Linked DNA regions of Homo sapiens: region 2 is linked to region 1. The links are chromatin contacts, found by Hi-C in ENCODE. All regions are on one chromosome and are shown on one strand. The core of a region is the stretch at or near the end of the contact, and the rest is flanking DNA. Distances in the headings are between cores, read along the strand shown. Region 1 holds the start of TMTC1 (transmembrane O-mannosyltransferase targeting cadherins 1). Region 2 holds the start of LINC00941 (long intergenic non-protein coding RNA 941).

Region 1 (3,221 bases), core at 250-2,749:
GGTTCCTATTACACCCGTTGCAAAAAGGCTTAAAACGCCGATAATAGCGCACCAATATTATTTCAACAGTTTTGACCGGCGCGTTAAAATGAACTTCAATGCTGAGCCACATTATAAAGGGTTGAGTCAAGCTCCTGATTGTGTAAGATAGCATTTCCCTTAAATGAGCACTTCTCTTCTTTCCTCAGAAGCTAGGCTTCTTTTCAAATTAAAGAAAATACTCCACCCCTCAAAAACCTGGCATATTCTCGGTTCCCTTTACGCTTATTCACACCAGAAACGCTGAATCATGACTCCGAGGTTGTAAAAGAAAAACTATTTCGGCTGGGGCCCCAGGGTCCCTGGAGAAGCCTAGGCTCTGCGTTACCTCTCTCTGCACCTTCTAAAGTCTAGATCCAGAGAAGTCTGGCAGATTGGAGAGCCTCTGGGAGCAGCCAAGGGTGCAAGGCGGGGGCTGGGGGGCTCGGGAGAGTTTTCTGCTCCCTCTCCTGAACCCACGCAGCCCTGTCAGCTCAAGGCTCCCGCCTCGTCTCATCTGAACGAAACCCTTAAGGGGCTGATACACTTCTCATCTGCAAAGCTGCCCAACAGCCTCCGAGAAATTCTCTACTTGGAAGCATCGCCACCACCGCCACCCCTCCGGAACCCTCTGGGTCCGCGCTAGTCCCACTTGGTCACGATCCGGCAGGCGAAGGGGTGCGGAGGCGGTTTCACCAGCCCGCTCCCAGCCCTGCCTCGAGAGAGAAGCCCGCTGAGAGGGCAGACAGTTGAGAAACTCGATCCCAACTCCCCAGCCGGCGCCTCCCGAACCGCCCCGAGAGCCCAGATTAGCCGGGCAGTGGATCCCGGAGCAAAGTGCCATGCACATCCTGGAGAGGAGGGAGGCGTGGAGGGAAAGGGCGGCAAAAATGAAATGCCCCCAAGTCAGTCCCGCAACTTCTCCCGGTCCGAGGGACGGGCGGAGGGTAGAGGAGGCAGCGGCGGCTAGCGCGAGGTGAGGGACTCACTTGAAGGTGAGGACGCAGAGCGGCCGGTAGGACTTGTGGCTGGTGTTCTCGGCCATGCCCTTGCCCCAGAAGTCGTTGGTGAAGATGCCCCAGCGGAGCGGGGCGCCGGGCCGCACGTCGGGGTTGTTCACGATCGCCCACACGTCGTCGTGCACGAACTCGCCCTGCAGGGAGCGGCCGTAGCACAGGCAGCTTGCCCCGGCCAGCAGCGCCGCGGCCCCGGCCGGCGCTAGCCCGCAGCCCCGCCGCCGGGAGGGTGTGCGGTCCCCGCCGCCGCCTCGGGCAGAGGTGGTCACCACCATCGCGCCGCCGCCGCCGCTGCTGCCCTGGCCTCTCCCGGGCGTCTGGCATCCTCCCCTACCGGGGCCCCGGCGGCGCGCGGCGTCTGCCCGGAGGGGGGCTCGGGCATGGTGCTGCGGCAGCTGGACCCGCCGCGAGCTCCCCGCGCTCCGCCGCCGCCTGCGCCGCGGAGTTGGCCCAGCTGCAAATAAACAGCAGTCCCCCCGCCTCCCCCGGCCATCGCCACCTCCTCCGCCCCACTGCGCATGCCCGCTCGCTCTCTCTTCCACCGCCCCCCAATCCCGGGACGCGGGCCGGTTCCCCCGCACAGCCCGGCGCCCTCTGCCCCCGGCCCGCCTTGCTTGCAGGTGGACCGGGGTTCGCGGCGCGCGGCTGCCCGGGAGCTGCGGGGAAGGACACCCCAGGTTCCCACTTGCGGTGTCCGGCTGTGCTCACCCCCACGCCCCCGCCCCCATCCTTCTCCCCCGAATGGGGCTGGGAAGGGGCACATCTGGCGGACCCCTCCCGGGGGACCCAGGAGGGTTTAGCAGGTGCGCAGTCTGGAACCCCCACACCCACCTTCCAGGGAGAAAAGTGCCGCTGCTTCCCGGGAAGTTCCCGGCTTTTCAGCACCCGGGACAACAGCAGCGGCGCCCGGAGAGACGCTCTCCACCCGCCCCGCGCTCGCGTCCAGTCGCCGGCTCTGTGCTCTCCTGCCCGGGCTTTCTCTCACCCGCCCGGCGCGGCGTCCCGCTTGGCGGAGGAACCCGCGGGGATAGGGAGCACCTTCCTCAAAGCCAGGAGAAGGGGTCTCCCTGGACAAGGACATCCTGCTCGCCCTGCCCGGGTGTGTTCAGAGGCGCCACCGGCTCTTTAACTTTACAGCCCCTTTCTTGGCCCGCACTTACAAAAAGTACCAGGTTCGAGTTTTGGTTTGGGCCTGGGAGCCGAATTGTCTTCTGAAACATTTCTTATTTTATTGTTTGCTCAAGATAATTTGGGAGATGCCAAGCAAACTACTTTTTCTATCTAGCTGGATCACTTGGGTCTCATTATTTCCTGGGCTGTGGGCGTGTTTGAACAGGGCGGGGAAGAAGGTGGGGATGGGGGGATGGGGAGGTGGGGGCGATTTGTATTAGGGCCTCTGGCTTTGGCTCCTAAACTTCCTGTCTTTCTGAAAGATTGTTTTCTTTTTTAAAATACTAATTTTAATAATATGTCCCAGAGTGATGATTACTAGAATTTCTCCAGGTCTGAAAATTCTATTTGTTCTTTCAGGCACCTTCTAAATTTCCATTGCTGAGTGTTAGAAGTTATCAGGAATTTGACACATCCAGATAGAAAAACTGAAAATAAAAAGTCACCCTTTTATTCTCATCCTCCCCAAACCCTTAAAAAGCTCACCGACATAATCCAGAAATTGTTCCTCTGCTATGAGTATTTGTGTGGCTCTTTACTATAACAACTTACTTTTTAAAAAATTTTAAGACATCTGAGCAGTTGAAAAGTCAATGAATTAAGATAAACTTATTGTAACTCAAAGTACGTTTCACCCATTTTCACTTTGTTTATTTGGTGACTTGAAATTAGTGACTGAGAAATGAAACTGGAAGTCCTGGACATGGATGTTTTCATTCTTCCATCAAAATCTTTCACGCTTGGTAACCTTAATATACCGACTTTAATATCTAGACACACCTGAGTCTATTTCCCCGTATAACACACTACAGCCTTTCCTATTCACCTATTAACTTAATAAAAATATATTAAGGAGATTCTTTGTGCTACAATGTGCTAAGTATAGGATTGGAAGACCCAAAGCTGCTCGTGTGTGTGCGTCTGTATGTGTGTGTGGTTAACACCATAAAAGTCTAGCTTTCTAAGTTAACAGCTGATTGGGATAGTGAAATTATCTTTGCTGAAATCATAGTTGAG
Region 2 (3,221 bases), core at 298-2,797, 1.0 Mb after region 1:
TTTCAGTTGCTTCACTATGCAATGAAAGTCAAAGCCCAGTTCCCATGCCACACACAGAGGAGTCCCTATCTCCTTTTCTGGCATCTTTTCTCACATTCCTGCCACACAGATTCTCCACTCTAGCCACATACCTTATCCTGTCCCACCCAAGGACCTTGGCTTCTACCATCCGGAAGTCTTCTGCCAACCCCAGGGCTGTCCAAATGCCTTTTCTTTTTCTTTTCTCTTTTTTTTTTTTTTTTTTTTTGGAGACAGAGTTTTGCTCTCGTTGCCCAGGCTGGAGTGCAGTGGCGCCATCTTGGCTGACTGCAACCTCCGCCTCCTGGGTTCAAGCGATTCTCCTGCCTCAGCCTCCCAAGTAGTTGGGATTACAGGTACCCACCACCACGCCCAGCTAATTTTTTGTATTTTTTTTAGCAGAGACAGGGTTTCATCGTGTTGGCCAGGCTGGCCAGGCTGGTCTGGAACTCCTGAAGTTAGGTGATCCACCCACCTCAGCCCCTCAAAGTGCTGGGATTACAGGCGTTATCCACTGCGCCCCACCCCAGATGCCTTTTCTATGAAGTATATCCCAGTTGGAAGTAATTTTTGTTTACCCTGGATTTCTGTACATTCACTGATTGTGCAAAGAGCTTGCCACAGGCGGCCTTGCAAGATAGTTCTCTACCTTCAAGCCTTACTTCCTCCGAAATGAGTTAGGTCCCATGACATTAGAGCCTTCGGGATATTTCTGTACAGTTCTAGTTCCTAGCATAGCGCCTTGTATTCTTTAGGTACCTGACAAATGGCCACCAACCCTCCACCGGAGAGGACTTTTTACCAAGCCTGCAGGAAGGGCCAGCTAGGCAGGCGTCTCCCTGCTTTGCCCAACAGTGAAAGTCACAGCACATTTCTCAATATTATTCACGTTAAAAACATCTTTTTCCTGCTAAATAGACACACTCTCCACCCTCTTTTAGTCAATCTTCCACAAAATTAGATAAGGAGAAATAACCCTTTGTTTCACATCCGCTGACTCAGATACGAGCATTATTCAACTGGGCGGGGGTGGCAGTGGATGGGAGGGGGCTGAGCAAACTACAAGTGGAGGAAGAAGAGGACAGCCTAGGAGAGGGAGGGCAGAAGAAAGGAGAGCACATTGTGCAGGGGCACAGTGTTTTGCTGCTCCTTTTTTTCTTTCTTTTCTTAATATGGTCCTGGCTCACAGCAAGGCCACTACCTGACAAGCAGATGAGTCACTTCCTATGGGCACAGCGGGGGTACAACTTGATAGCTACAAAACCAGACAACCTCTCGCCATGCGCTCACCCTGTTCCCAGACCCGGGTGGTGGTCTGGGGGGTTGGAAGGGGCGGGAAGGGCGCTGTCTTAAGAATCATCCTCACATCTCAGGGCTTCGCCCCTCGAGGGAGGTGACCCTTGGCCACCCTCTGCGCAGTTCTCCCTGAAAGGTCATGCCACGTCTTAGCACTCTGGTCCCTGCGCCCCTGCAGGCCTCGCGGATCCCCCACTTGTCTCGACGCAGGGGACGCCCACTTGTCTGACGCAGGGGACGTGGCTGAAGTCAGTCGGGCCGCCCGCTTGCTGCACGGCAGCCGTGGGACTGGCACAGGCTCCTCGGCAGCATTATGGGCAGCTGGTAGAGCGGCCACTTCTGAGAGCCGGATGGGCCTTCCGAGGTCGGGCCGTGCCCCGCTGGGCAGCGCAGAGGGGGTGTGTAGGGCACGCGACTTGGAGCCAGGTCCAGACCCATCCTGGCTCCTCTCAGGGCTCCTTCCCCTGCCCCCATTCCACCCCAGCCCTGCTGGCTGTCCCGCAGGACCCAGCGCCGCGGTAGCCTTCTCTGAACTGCGGCTCAGGCGGAGGTGTCACTCCTGCCTCCAGCCCAGGAGGGCAGGTCAGGTTATGCAACGCGTGCCGCGCGATCTCCCCCCACCTCCAACCCCCTTTTCTCCCGGGTCCACACCGCAGTTCCCACCGCTCCGGGTGTCCTCCCCAGTGCGCCGCGATTTTTGTGTCCAAGCCCCAGAGTCCCTCTGAGACCAACCCCCAGCCAGCACAGACTTCCTGCCTTCCCAGCTCGGGTGAGTAGCCCTGAAACGCCCGCCCCCGCCGCCCCGCGGCCGCAGCATCCTCTCGATGGCCGCGCCTCCGGGACGACGTGGTCCCCTCGAGTAGTACAGGAGCTGCAAGAGAGGCGCGCCGGGGCCAGCAAGCTCTAGAACAGCAGGAGCGGCCCCAGTTGGGACCCCGGGACGACGAGTGGCCGGCAACGCGGCGCCCGCATGGCCCAAGCAGTGTCCGGGAGGGGTCGGGGCCCCGGACTAGGGGCGCAGCGAGGACCGCCCGGAGGCTTTCCCTTGGGCAGCTAAGTCCGAGTCAGCTCTACTCGGATTTCCAGCTTCCAGCCCCGGCTCTGGTGGGGACCATGCCTAGGAGAGTAATCTGAGCTGGGGACTGGGCTCTCCTCCCGCCCCTCCCGGCCCGTGCGCCCCAGGCATGCGCTCCTCCCGCTGCTCCCTTGGCCCCCAGCGCACAGCTCCAAACCCGCGGGGCGAGCCGTCACCTTACTCTCTAGCCTTAGCCGGCCCCCAAATTTAATTTCTGCCCTGGCCGTCAAGCCATAAAAGTCGATTATAATCGCCGCCCCCCCCCGACCACCCCAACCCCCTGCCTTTGCTCTCGCCCCCGTTTCAGACTTCTCTTCTCTTCTTGAAGTCAAGCCCTCAAGTCGGGACTCTAGGAAGTCCGTTTTCTTCGTCCTAACCCCTTTGTATCCTCTCCCATCCCCACCCCTTTCACTCTGCCCTCTGGCTCTGATTTCTCGGCCTTTCCGTTTTTTCTCTCCAGGTAGAGACAGCTCCGGGCCGGGGGTGGAGGATGGTGCGGTGGGGAGGAGGCAAGGAAATTCCCAGCCTTCCTGCGCGAACCTGGGAGACCAGCAGGCACCTGGTCTCGTCCCGCTGGGTCCCCTCCGCACCCAAGACTGTCTTCCCAAGTGGCTTACTCCACAGAAGGAATGTCGTCAGCTGATTATATCTGATTAGCATCCAGTTCCGACGACTCATCCCTTAAAACGTATGCTGCCTGCATCCTCTTCTCTCTGGACCCTCCAGGACGATACCAAGTCGGGCACGCGTTTCCCCTCTTCTAGGTTCCTGCCAGCCTCATGGCCAGTCCGGGGCTTCGAGCCTCCTCTTCCCTAGTTCATCCTACATGCTC

The links. A loop is a pair of places that touch in the nucleus more often than their neighbours do. Pooled maps may share reads with other maps.
Region 2: a loop to region 1 is called in a map of psoas muscle, with 6 times the contacts of the local background. The contact joins the promoter of LINC00941 here to the promoter of TMTC1 in region 1. A Hi-C loop is called at or near these places in 6 of 168 maps with a recorded cell type or tissue (IMR-90, MCF 10A, chondrocyte and 3 more), 3 of 37 single-sample maps with no recorded cell type and 15 of 50 pooled maps.

The regions. Positions count from the first base shown.
Region 1 is chr12:29,782,443-29,785,663 of GRCh38, forward strand. TMTC1 (transmembrane O-mannosyltransferase targeting cadherins 1) reads right to left here and starts at 1,500. Exons shown (of 18, transcript NM_001193451.2): 1 at 1,008-1,500. The coding sequence starts at 1,309.
Region 2 is chr12:30,794,134-30,797,354 of GRCh38, forward strand. It overlaps LINC00941 (long intergenic non-protein coding RNA 941), which reads left to right and starts at 1,548. Exons shown (of 5, transcript NR_040245.1): 1 at 1,548-2,083. RefSeq lists enhancers at 1-335, 336-835, 1,338-1,837, 1,838-2,339.